Regions from separate parts of the Homo sapiens genome. Here region 1 is linked to region 2. The links are chromatin contacts, found by Hi-C or POLR2A ChIA-PET in ENCODE. All regions are on one chromosome and are shown on one strand. Each heading gives the region's core, a stretch centred on a gene start or an enhancer-like site at or near the end of the contact. The rest is flanking DNA. Distances are from core to core; before and after follow the strand shown. Region 1 holds the start of DENND6B (DENN domain containing 6B). Region 2 holds the start of SELENOO (selenoprotein O).

Evidence for each region. Hi-C counts contacts between places; a loop is a spot of excess contacts on that map. ChIA-PET counts read pairs that join two places held with the same protein, here RNA polymerase II (POLR2A). Pooled maps may share reads with other maps.
Region 1: a pooled map of gastrocnemius medialis shows a loop between it and region 2 (8-fold over the local background). The contact joins the promoter of DENND6B here to the promoter of SELENOO in region 2. A Hi-C loop is called at or near these places in 1 of 168 maps with a recorded cell type or tissue (OCI-LY7), 7 of 37 single-sample maps with no recorded cell type and 12 of 50 pooled maps. POLR2A ChIA-PET finds 5 or more read pairs at or near these places in 3 of 52 experiments (B cell, SK-N-SH and activated B cell).

The regions. Positions count from the first base shown.
Region 1 is chr22:50,323,097-50,329,626 of GRCh38, reverse strand. It overlaps DENND6B (DENN domain containing 6B), which reads left to right and starts at 2,615. Exons shown (of 20, transcript NM_001001794.4): 1 at 2,615-2,815. The coding sequence starts at 2,639. RefSeq lists a silencer at 2,227-2,866.
Region 2 is chr22:50,196,773-50,203,030 of GRCh38, reverse strand. SELENOO (selenoprotein O) reads right to left here and starts at 2,020. Exons shown (of 9, transcript NM_031454.2): 1 at 1,441-2,020. The coding sequence starts at 1,994. TRABD-AS1 (TRABD antisense RNA 1) reads left to right here and starts at 2,248. Exons shown (of 2, transcript NR_186698.1): 1 at 2,248-2,955; 2 at 3,703-3,943. TRABD (TraB domain containing) reads right to left here. Exons shown (of 10, transcript NM_001320485.2): 6 at 5,680-5,790; 7 at 5,443-5,582; 8 at 5,036-5,208; 9 at 4,845-4,956; 10 at 3,436-4,686. The coding sequence ends at 4,512. RefSeq lists an enhancer at 951-1,190 and silencers at 1,551-1,630, 1,761-2,700.

The DNA.
Region 1 (6,530 bases), core at 1,366-3,865, 130 kb before region 2:
CACCGCGCCCGGCCTTCAGCCAGTCTTTAATCTGGTCTGGAATAAAGTTCTGCCTCCTACCTCAAAATCAGAGTACATCTTACAATGATGGCATGCAATAACCACAGGGGAAAAAAATGCTCAAGACCATTAGTAATCAGGGAAATGCAAATCAAAACCACAAGAATACCCAGGCACGGTGGCACATGCCTGTAGTTACAGCTACTTGGGAGGCCAATGAAGGAGGATCCCTTGAGCCCAGGAGTTCCAGGCTGCAGTGAGCTATGATGACATCACTGAACTTCAGCCTGGGTGATAGGATGAGATCTCTTCTCTATAAAATAAACAAAATTTTAAAAATCACAAGATACCACTACCCACTCATTGGCTGGCTACAATGAAGACGCTTGGCAACACCAAATGTTGGGAAGGATGTGGAGCAAAGGAAACATAAACTGTTGGTAGGAATGTTTCCATTTTCTTTTTTTATCTTTTTTTGAGACAAAGTCTCGCTCTGTCACACAGGCTGGAGTGCAGTGGCTTGATCTCGGCTCACTGCAACCTCCACCTCCCAGGTTCAAGCGATCTCATGCCTTAGCCTCCTGAGTAGCTAGGATCACAGGTGACCGCCACCATGCCTGGCTAATTTTTGTATTTTTTAGTAGAGACAGGTTTTCACCATGTCGGCCAGGTTGGTCTCAAACTCCTGACCTCAGGTGATCCACTAGCCTCAGCCTCCCAAAGTGCTGGGATTACAGGCATGAGCCACCTCGCCTGGCCTGGTAGGAATGTTTTTAAATGTATGGCTGCTTTGGGGAAAGCTAAACATATACCCAGGTTATGCCTCAGCAATTTGGTTTCTATGCACGCCCAAGAGAAATGAAAATGAGCCCAGGCAGCACGAGACCCCATCTCCACAAAAACGAACAAAAAATAAAAATAAAAAAATAATGGGGTATGGCGGCGTGTGCCTGTAGCCTCAGCTACCTAGGAGACTGAGTGGCAGGATAGCTTGAGCCAGGAGATCGAGGCTGCAGTGAGCTGCAATGGGCCACTGCACTCCATCCTGGGAGAGAGTGAGACCTTTCCTCTAAAAATAAAAATAAAAGCTATACAGTCGGGCCTGGCATAGTGGCTCACGCCTGTAATCTCAACACTTTGGGAGGCCGAGGCGGGCAGATCACCTGAGCTCAGGAGTTCGAGACCAGCCTGGCCAAAATGGTGAAACCGTTTCTACCAAAAATACAGAAATTAGCCTGGCGTGGTGGTGCACGCCTGTAATTCCAGCTACTCGGGAGGCTGAGGCAGGAGAATCGCTCGAACCCAGTAGGCAGAGGTTGCAGTGAGCCAAGACCATGCCATTGCACTCCTGCCTGGGCAACAAGAGCAACATTCTGTCTCAAAAAAAACAACAGAAACAAACAAACAAAAAACAATACGGCCATGTGCTACTCAACGGTGAAGCTATGTCCTGAGAAATGTGTCATTAGGCGATTTTGTTATGTGACAAACCTAGATGGGACAGCCTACCCCACACCTAGGCCAGATGATCCGAACAACACGTGGTAATCTTTTATTTTTTTATTTTTGAGATGGAGTCTCACTCTGTCGCCCAGGCTGGAGTGCAATGGCGACATCTCAGCTCACTGCAAGCTTCGCCTCCGGGGTTCAAACGATTCTCCTGCCTCAGCCTCCCCAATAGCTGGGGTTACGGCGCTCGCCAGCCACCACGCCCGGCTAATTTTTGTATTTTCAGTAGAGACAGGGTTTCACCAGGTTGGTCTCGATTTCCTGGATTCGTGATCCGCCACCCCACCTCGGCCTCCCAAAGCGGTGAGATTACAGGCGTGAGCCACCGCGTCTGGCCAACACGTGGTAATCTGAAGGGACCACCACAGTATATGCGGCCCGCCTTCCACGGAAACGTCATGAGGCCCACGACTCAAAGGCGTGCCTCATTAAGTTACCGACAGCCCCAAACTCGCCCTTCCACGCCGGGCCTCAAGGTGCTCTGTGGACCACAGCGGGGCCCGGGGCCCTCGCGAGGGAGGGAAGAGTTCGCTCCAGGTCCCCGCGATTCCCCCGGAAAGTGAAACTGCAGAGGTGTTGCGTGGACACCCGCGGTCAGACACGACCCCAGGCCGCGCGGGCCCCAGAGGAAGCGAGCGCGAGTCCGCGGTGGTGGCTGGGCGCTCAGTGAGGACGCCATTCCGCCACGAAAACGCCCGCGACGCCGCTGGCCCCTGCGCGGTGGGGCGAGGTAGGCTGGCCGGACCTGCGAAGCCCGACGAGCCCGGCGCCGGCTGGCTGCAGCTTGCTCTGCCTCCCTGGCCTGGCCCCGAGGCTCCCGCGAGCCGGGATCCGCGAACACCGGGGCCGAACCGACTCTCTCGGGCCTCAGACGGCGTGGACCCTGGAAGGCCCCAGTTCGGCCGCTTCCCCGGAAGTCCCCCAGTGGGCTCCGGCCGCTCTGGCCCGCGCGCGTCCGGCTCGCTGGTGCCCTGGGCGGCGCCCGGCCGCTGGCGCTTCTCGGGCGCTAGGGGGCGCGCGGCCGCGCGGGAGCCGCACTGGGCCGCGGCGGCCGCTCGACTGTTCTGAGGAGCGGCCCGGACGCGCGCCGCCCCCGCCCGCGTTTCCCCGGCAACCCGCGGCCGCCGCCATGGACGCGCTGTTGGGCACAGGGCCTCGCCGGGCTCGCGGCTGCCTGGGCGCGGCTGGACCCACGTCTTCAGGTCGCGCGGCGCGGACCCCGGCGGCGCCCTGGGCGCGCTTCTCCGCCTGGCTGGAGTGTGTGTGCGTGGTCACCTTCGACCTGGAGCTGGGCCAGGCGCTGGAGGTGAGCGGGCGCGAGCGCGGGCGCGGGCGGGTGGGCAGGGCTGCGCCTCTCGGGGCCAGTCCCGCCTCGCTTGGGGCCCTCGGCCGCCCCGCACTCTCCCTGGCCTTCGGCCGCCGCCTCCTGGAGGGGCCTCTTCTCCGGGCTCCAGAAGCGCTCCCCAGGCCGAGGAGGGAAGGCGAGCTGCTCGGAGTCGGATCTTGTCTTCACATTGGGATGGAGCATTTTGCATAACCTAAGTGGTACTCTTTCGATTTTTCCCAGTAAATGTCTCACATCTCCCCCCTCCATTCCCCACCGGAGCAGTGACACCTTCATCCCCTCAGTGGCTCCCGCCAGAGTCCCGGGCTTACCCTCCGCTCCGCATCCCATCTCTGGGCATAGGCGAGGCTGACGGCTCCTTCTGCAACAAAGGTCTCGGATCCGTTCCTTTGCTGCCATCACTGATGTCATCCCCACCCCAGCTGCACCCCAGAGTTCAACCTTTGTGGCTCTCCTGCTTAAAACCCTGCAGCGCCTCCTTGTTCACCTAGCATCAGATCCAGACCCCATGGGCCCCGTCCCTCCACCTGCGTCTTGTGGTGTTCTTGCTCGTGGGGGTCTGTTCATCGGCTGTGCCCATGGGCTTTCGATGTGGTCTTTCTGCTGCCTGCAGGCCTCCACTCACCTACCCACACAGGCAGCCTCCTTTCCTCCAGGGAGGCCCCGCAGGATGATCTTCTCTGTGTCCTGTGTAACACACACCAGGGAGCTGACCAGCACAGGGGAGGCCCACCTGCAGATGGAGGGAGGCTTCCCCGCGCTGGCGCAAGGAACCTCGTGAGGGGTAGTGAGCTCTCTATTACCGCAGGTGTCCAAGATCAGGCCAAATCATCATCATCAGGAAAGCCAGGCAGCGCGTCTCTGTGGTTGGGAGATGCTTTCTAAGGCCCTGCTGAACTCCAAGAGGCCATGAGAAGCATATAGTCTTCTAAACAGAAAAGCATTAACTCTAGCACTCTCTGGAGCCCCTCCCACCACACACGGTCCCCAGCAGGTGCACAGCCTCAAACAGCATCACTGGGTGGGGGCTGAGTACCAAGAAGTGTGGTGACCTGCCCAGGGTTGAAAACCTTTCTTAGTTCAATACTGTTGCCCAGATTGTTCCCCACAAAATCACAAAAGAAGTTAAGAGGTTCCTGGCCGGACGCGGTGACTCATGCCTGTAATCCCAGCACTTTGAGAGGCCGAGGCAGGCAGATCACAAGGTCAGCAGTTTGAGACCATCCTGGCCAACATGGTGAAACCACATCTCCACTAAAAATACAGAAATTAGCCGGGCGAGGTGGCACACTCCTGTAGTCCTAGCTACTCGGGAGACTGAGGAGGAGAATGGCTTGAACCCGGGAGGGGGAGGTTGCAGTGAGCAGAGATTGCACCATTGCGCTCCAGCTTGGGCGACAAAGTGAGACTCCATCTCAAAAAAAAAAAAAAAAAAAAAGGAGGTTCCTCTGTTCCTTAAGACATTCTCGTGTTATTTTCTAAAACCCATTCGGAAAGTTATTTCTGAGCTGTTGAAGGCTGTGTGTGCTTGGACTCCTGAGCTTTTGCTGGGGATGCTCAGCTCGGACTAGGGGCATGGTCAGCTGGCAGAGTGTTGGGGACCCAGGTCCATGAGCGAAACCCTCCATAGCAATGATCTGGGCACCTGCAGATCACTGAGTCTGTGCAGAAACCTGGCAGTGGATCCACCGGGGCCTGAGCACATGACTCTTGCCTTTCCTCCCTCACCTGGAAGTCACAGGGAAGATCGAGGTCGTTTTAGTCACTTACAGACTTAGGGAGCACCCACTGTGCAACTCAGTCACAGCTCAGCCCAGCTAAGCACTGCAAAGCCCCAGGACTGTGCTTGGTTCTGCGATATGGAAGGAAGACTCTAGTTGGGATGCATGCAGCTCAGAGGAAGGAATGGGCTTAGGTAAATAAGTCTTGGATGCTGAGAAGAGACAGGGGAGGGGGTCCTGTTTCAGGTAACCCCTCTCCCAAAATGCCAACATAAGCAAAAGGCAAGGAGCTGGTGATTCAGTTACTCATTCAGTAAATCACTTTGAAGGCTGGGCATGGTGGCTCACGCCTGTAATCCTAGCACTTTGGGAGGCCGAGGCGGACAGATCACCTGAGTTCAGGAGTTTGAGACCAGCCTGACCAACACAGAGAAACCCTGTCTCTACTAAAAATACAAAATTAGCCGGGCGTGGTGGCGCACGCCTGTAATCCCAGCTACTCAGGAAGCTGAGGCAGGCAAATCGCTTGAACCCAGGAGGCGGAGGTTGTGGTGAGCCGAGATCGCGCCATGGCACTCCAGCCTGGGCAACAAGAGTGAAACTCTGTCTCAAAAAACAAAACCGTAGATCACATTGAGCAGCTATCACCAGCCCAGCCCCACAATACTGGTGCCCAGCATGTAAGTGAGTAGACAAGGCTCTTGCCCTTTAGGAGTTCACACTATGTGCCAGTGATATGGAGAGTAAGTGGTTCAGAGTCCATAGTGCTCACAGGACTCCCCCTTAGCCCTCACAGGATACCCCCGCAACTGTACGCATGGGAGCATCATGGAAATGAGTGCAGTGCAGCCTGCTTGAGAGATGAGGGGTCCAGCTTGAGAGGGGCCAGCAGGGCTGTGGGGTGACAAGGGATCTGGCTTGTGAGGGGCTGGGCAGGACTGTGGGGTGACTGGAGTGTACAGGTCAGCTTAGGAAAGGGCCTGGCTCCGCCTTCTCAGCTCTTGAAAACTCACCTCTTGGGCTGGGCGCAGTGGTCCTGCCTATAATCCAGCCCTTTAGGAGGCCGAGGCAGGAGGATCACTTGAGGCCAGGTGTTCCAGACTAGCCTAGGAAACATAGTGAGACCCTGTCTCTACCAAAATTAAAAATAAATTAGCCAGGTGTGGTGGCATGCACCTGTAGTTATAGCTACTCAGGAGGCTGAGGCTGGAGGATTGCTTGAGCCCAGGAATTCGAGGCTGTAGTGAGCCATGATCACCACTGCACTCCAGCCTAGGTTACAGCAAGAACCTGTCTCAAAACAAAATTAAAAAAAAAAAAAAAAAAAAAAGGCTAGGCGTGCTGGCTGATGCCTGTAATCCTAGCACTTTGGAAGCCCACAGTGGGAGGAGCACTTGAGCCCAGGAGTTCTAGACCAGCTTGGTCAATATAGCAAAACCCACATCTCTACAAAAAATACAAAATGAGGCCGGGCACAGTGTTTCATGCCTATAATCTTAGCACTTTGGGAGGCTGAGGCAGGCGGATTGCATGAGCTCAGAAGTTTGAGACCAGCCTGGGCAACATGGTGAAACCCTGTCTCTACTAAAAATACAAAAAATTAGCTGGGCATTGTATGCCTGTAATCCCAGCTACTCTGGAGGCTGAGTTAGGAGAATTGCTTGAACCCGGGAGGTGGAGGTTGCAGTGAGCTGAGATCGTGCCACTGCACTCCAGCCTGGGTGACAGAGCTGGAGTGCAGCTCTCAAAAAGGAAAAAAAAAAAAAAAAAGAGCCAGGCATGGTGGCACAAACCTGTAGTCTCAGCTACTTGGGAGGCTGAGGTGGGAGAACTGCTTGAGTCCAGGAGTTGGAGGTTGACCCTGTCTGTTAAAAAACAAAAAACAAGCCGGGCGTGGTGGCTCACACCTGTAATCCCAGCACTTTAGGAGGCTGAGGCGGGCTGATCACGAGGTC
Region 2 (6,258 bases), core at 771-3,270:
AGGACTATACTGAATCTCTTCAAAGAGTACCGTTGTCTTTCTAATATTAAGTTATCCAACCCACGAACAAGGGATGTTTCCATTTATTTATGTTTTCTTTATTTTCTTCATGTTTTTCAGTTTTCACTGTTCAAGTCTCTTCCTTCTCACAGCCACTTCAGACGTTAGCCTCAATCTTGGAGAACTGGTGAGGCCAGGGACCCCAGGACACGTGTGGGGATGTCAGGCAGGGCCTGAGTAAAGGTCAAAGGACTCCTTAATTTTTAGGAGAAAATATATTCTAGCAGCTCTCAGGTCTGAAAGCAGTGAGTTAATACTCAAGTCTTCAAACATAAAAAGTGTCTTCCAGCGACAGATTACTCTCATAAAAAAAATTGTCTTTTTAACTTTAAAATATCACCAAAAATGAAAACATAAAGTTTAAGATGATCGCCAAAAAGAAAAACAAAAATTAAAAAAAAAAAATGCTCACAGGACAAGCAGGCCCCAGGCTGAGCAGCATTTCCACCACGTTCCAAGGGTCAGAAACGCTCCAGTGGGCGGCCGGTGCTGTCAACTCTAAGCAGGTCGCTGGGGGTGGGGAGGGAGAGCCAGAGCCAGGTTGCCCTCAGACACAGAACAGAACGGATTTGGAGACGGGGGAGTGAGGAAGACCCTCAGTCTGAGGAGCTTGCTTGGGAGATGGAGCCCCGGGGAAGGGATGCTGAGGGACCGAGGGGCATTTCAGGTGCTGGAGGGGGAGGTGATGAGAGCACAGGGAGGGGCCGGATGAGATGCGGGTTTAGCATTTCTCTGAACATAAAATGTACACTTTCCTAGTCATTCACAAAAGCAGTAAAGAATATGGAGTAAGTACATTGTTTAGTAGAAAAGAGCAGAACAGACCCAAGCGCTGTCTATACACAGGAGGCAGGTGGCGCGTGCACGGCTCCCCGGTGGGCCTGGCGGCATCTGGACCCAGATCCTGCCTTATTAGACCACCTGTGTGCCCCCCCACAGAAATCTAAACGATGCCCACCTCACTTCGGGGTTAAAAAGGGCTGCCCGCAGGGAAGTCAGGGCCAGGCCTCCGTGAAGTCAGTCGCAGAGCGAGGCTGCTGGACGAAGCGGCCCGCCCCACGAGCGATCGGAGGAAGGCTGGGGACCTGCGGGGTTAGGGTTAGGGTTAGCCTAACCTCTCATCCCGGCTCCCGCCCCTGGGTTTGGAGCCCCAGCGAACGTCGGTAAACATGAGCGGCGTCCCTGGTGGAGCTGACTCCAAGGTCCTCGGCGGGTTGATAAGCACAGGGCGCGGGCGGCTGCCAGCACCGCGCTCCCGCGGGTGCAGGGGAGGCCCCACTTGGCAGTAGCCGCCGGACGCCCCCAACACCGCGCCGGGCGGAGGGAAGGGGCGCCCCGGCGGGGAGGACCCACCCGCGCCCCTCGCCCGCCCCGGCCCACCTGGAGAAGGGCGTGGGCCCGGCGCCCTTGAGCTGCAGCTCCCAGCGCTCGCCGGTCGCCGTGCACACCTCGCCCAGGTACATGGCGGCGCCGTCGCCCAGCTGCCCGGCGAACTGGCCGAATTGGTGGCCGCAGTAGCAGTGCGCGGCGGGCTCGGCGCCCGGCAGGAGCGCGTTGCCGCTGAAGAACAGCGCGGCCTCGGCCTCGGCCTCGCGCGCGGGCGGCGCGCCCAGGCCCAGCAACGCCAGCGCGGGCTCTGACAGCGCCACGAGGCGCGGCTGCCGCAGCGGGGTGGGCTGCACGCGGGTGAAGCAGGCCCCGGGCACGGGCCGCGGCGCGGACGGGGCGCCCTCGGGACCGGGCGGCGGCGCCTCCACGGGCAGGGCGCGCAGGGCGCGGTTGTCGAAGCGCAGCCCCGCCAGCCAGCGAGGCGCGGGCTCCATGGCGGCGCCCGACAACGTAGAGCGGGGCGCCGGCGACGGGGAACAGCGACCGAGGGGCAAGAGTCGGGCAGCCGCGAGCGAAGCCCCGAGCGCTGCCCTGTATACGGCCATCCGCGGCCCCGCTCCCGCCGGAAGCCAGCCTGCCCCGCCCGGAAGCCCCGCCCCGCGCGTCCCGCAACCCAATCGCCAGTGGGCGAGAGTGGGGCGGGTGGGGGGAGGGGTCGCGGTGTCTGGCCGGGCTCTAATTGGCTGCCTCGTCCGTCTATCCGCATCTCCCGGCCGGAGGGTCGGAGGCGTCCGGGGTGGCTGTCGGCGTCACGGGGCGCGCGCTGATGCGAACGGGGTGACAGATGGGAACGCCTCCGAGACCGCCAGCGACGACCCCGCTCGGGCAGCCCCGGATTTCCTCGGCTGCACCGGCGCCGGCAGCGGGGACCGAGGCCCGCGTCCGTTCGGGTCGGGCCGGGGCTTAGCCCCGCGCCCCACGGGCGGCCGGGACCCCACCCGGACCCCGCCGCGGTTCTGGGCCGCCGGAGCCTCGCGCCGCCTCTCGGGGACCTTGTCCCCTGGCCTCCGGCCTCTCGGGCCCCTCGCCTGCCGTCTAGGAGGGAAGGGGCCTTGGATCTGTGCCCCGCCCATGGAACAGCGCCCGGGCTCGGAGAGGCCCCGCGAGGCCGCAGGCGCAGACCCTCCCGGAGGGCTGGGCGGGCACCGGGGTCTTCGGCTGGCTTGAGGGACCCGACCCCTGGGGGAGGAATTTGGGGTCTGTGTGTCCGAATGAACGCGGGGGTTCAGATGAGTCTGTGGTGCCCCCGCTTTCCATCTCCTCCGGCCCCGGCCCCAGAGGACTGTCTGAGAGGCCGGTGGCCGCGGATCCTGGACGCGCCTCCCTCCTGCCTGTGGTTTCCCTTTATTCCGGCAGCGGCGCGAGCCCACCCTTCACATACAGGAGCTACATCCAGAAGCTTCTCCTGGGGCCACAGCGTGGGCTTCCGAGACTCTGCGTGACCCCAGCTCTGCCCCTTTGGGGCTGCGGGTGAAGCCCTCAGGACCCTCCGCGTGCGTTGGGCAGGTAACTGGATGAGGGATAATGTGGTGAGGTCCCCGTGCCCAACCCTCCTCTGCAGCCCACAGCAACCGTTCCCTCTTCAGCAGCCCCCTCCCCCCGGCCGCTCTGGGCGCCCGTTCCCAGCATCCTCCTTGGCAGGTGTTACCCCTCCCCATTCCCCAGGCCCTGGGCCCTCCTGATCTGTCTCCTCGACCCCCTGGGGCCCCAGTCTGGCTCAGTCTGGTCCACACTCTGGAATCTGGTGGGACTGGGTATGGAGGGTCTTGAGTGTCAGCAGGCCACCTGCGTCCCACCTGGTGGGTGAGAAGGGTCCCACAGGTCAGCATGGAGGGACCCGACTCTGTCTCTTCTGCTGGAAACCAGGCAGGTTCCTTCCCCCAGGGCCCCGGCAGGGCCACGAGTACCCGCTGCACTGGAGCACGGGGGAAGAGGCAGGGATCCTTCATTACCTGAACCCCATGTTCACACGTCACAAAACAGGAGTTTCCAAAATTAGAATTTATTTCAGTTTCTAAGGAATGAATCCCCGAGTGTGGCAGGAAGGACACAGCCGGCTCCTGACGCACACCTGATTTGATTCAACACCGAGTCGGCACAGACACAACCAGAGATGGCCTGGGTCCAGGCTGGGGCTGCACGGGCTGTGTCCTGGACAGCCAGGAGGGAGGCCCCGCACACAGACGGCCGCCGGGCAGGGGGCCTGAGCGGGACAGGCCTGGCCACAGCCCATGTCCTTGGCCTTCCACATAGGTGCACACATTGTCTGCCCAGAGAGGGCCAAGATGCCCCAGGCACCCCTTCGCTCCGGGGGCTCAGGACACAGGCTCCCAGCTGAGGCCACGCCTGGACCCAGAGCTGATGTTTGGCTGCACGCGAGCCCACTCGGGACAGACCCAAGAACACGAATTCTCTCCCTTTGGATTTAAGGCTGGTGTTTTTTGACATTTACTTCAGTTTTTCTCTCTGAAATTAAAATTACCTGAGTAAAAGATTTTAAGACATTAAAAAAGCCAAAAACACAGAATCCCTGCAGGCAGACGGTGCCAGGGAGGTGGCGGCCAGGGCCAGGATGCCAGGGGCACGGTGGGGTCGGCTGGAGCTCCAGGGCTGGGCCTTTCCCAGTCTCGCCTGCCCTGGAGCCCCCAGGAGCCGCCCCTGGGCCGACGCTCCTGTGGCCGGAGCACAGGAAGGCACAGTGAGGTAGGGACAGTGGCCATTGTCCCCCGCCTGCCACCAGGGCTGAGAGGGCAGCGCACGCCTCGGCCCCTCCTATAAGCCCCTGCCCCCTCGGAGCTGGGTGTCTTGTCCAGAAGCTGGGGAACGGCCCCTGCAGTGTGGGAGGGGAGGGGCTGCCGGGAGGCCTGAGCTCAGACAGTTAAATAATCCTTTATTTGGGTGGGCTGGGGGAGGGGTGACTGGCCCAGGAGGGCAGGCGAGGCCGGGCCCAGACCCCCATGGGGGGTGGCAGGGGCCTCGGGCGGGCTAGGATGCACCTGGCACCCAGAAGTGCCGCGGGGGCACTGGCTCCTCAGGGGCCCGAGCGGGCGGGGAGCAGTCTCCTACTTGTGCCGGGCCTCGGTCACCCTCTGCAGGCAGTACTGCGCGGCGGGCAGCGACAGGACCAGGCTCGCGGTGCGGCGGCCCATCCAGTACAGGCTGTAGCCCAGCAGGCCGAAGAAGGCGGCCTTCACGGCCAACCGAGACACTCTGCCGGAGACGGACGGCGGGGGCACGCTGTGGGAGGGAGGGGGCGCTGGGCCTGGCTGGGGGTGGGCTCCCCATACCCCAGCCCCCATGCCTGGGTCACTGCCGCATGTGGTTGGCCTCCAGGGCGCTCAGCCTCCACCTGGGGGCTTGTGGGGTGGGGCTTGCAGGGAGGGGCGGGCACTCACGTCATGATCTCCTGGATGTTGAGGTCGGTGCTCCAGTTCTTCTCGATGCCAGGCACGTGGCCCATGCCCACGACGCCCACGACCACGGAGGGGACGCACTTCCTGGGCTCGGCTGTGGGGAAGGACAAGGGGTCAGTACCTGCTCGGGCCTCAGCCTCACAGGGGGTCCCACGCCTGCGGGCGGCCGTCACCGTCAGAGGCCCGAGGCAGCTCGAGGCGCCGCGCGGCCTGGCGCAGCATGTAGGTTAGGTAGACGTCGCGCTCCGAGACGATGGTGCGGTGCAGGTCTGGGAACTCGCCAATCATCTCGGCCATCATCTGCTCCAGTAGGTCCTTCTGCTTGCAGCGTTCCACGTCATCCTTGCTGTGGAGAGGGATGGCTGCAGCCCCGCAGGGATGGGCAACGGGCTGGGGGGGTGGGGCTGGCACTGTGGACACCGGGCAGGGACCACAGCACGTTTGTTTGGGATTTGTGGCGGAAGGAAAGGGCAGGGAAGGCCTTGAGTGAGGATTGGCTGCGCTTGGACCTGCACAGGAGGGCCTGGAGCCTCCCACAGACCACCCTGCAGGCCGGCCAGGGTCCCGGGGGCAGCCCTACCTGATGGGGTCTGACAGGAAGCACAGGCCCCAAGCCAGCCTGACCTTCTGCCAGAAGGAGAGCGCTGCGATGGCCCTCTTGAAGGTGACGGGGATGGGTCGGTCACCCAGGTGGAACTTGCAGAAAGGCACCTTGCTGGCCTGGAGCAGAGGCTGGGTGTTGGGGAGCAGTGGGAACCCCGGACCACCCCTGTGAGCCACATCCCTGTGGCCACCCCCTACCTCACCCTGTGCCCACCTCCTTGAAGGCCTCCCTGAACTCGCCACCTGGGGCCATGCCCAGCTGCTCGGTGATGTGTGCAGACACCTTCAGCAGCAGCATCTGCATCAGCCCCGACATGAGCCCGTTCTGCAGAGAGAGGGAGCAGGCATCAGCTGGAGGGGCGGGTGCGGGGGTGCGCTGGGGGAATGGCAGAACTGGGATGGCAGGCAGCACCAGCGCAGAGCCCTGCCCCAGCCCAGTGCTGTGTCCTTGGCCCCCTCCCCGACAGGTGCAGGACCACCCTAGCGTGCAGAGGGTCAGACCAGAGCAGGGAGTTCTGTCCCAACAGGCACTTCTCAAAGGTAGCTCCCTTCAGAAAAGACCTTCACGGGCCGGGTGCAGTGGCGCACGCCTGTCATCCCAGCACTTTGGGAGGCTGAGGCAGGCGGATCACGAGGTCAGGAGTTCTCTCTCAGACCAGCCTGGCCAACATGGCGAAACCCCATCTCTACTAAAAATATAAAAATTAGCCGGGTGTGCTGGCGGGTGCCTGTAATCCCAGCTACTCGGGAGGCTGAGGCAGGAGAATCACTTGAACCCCGGAGGCAGAGGTTG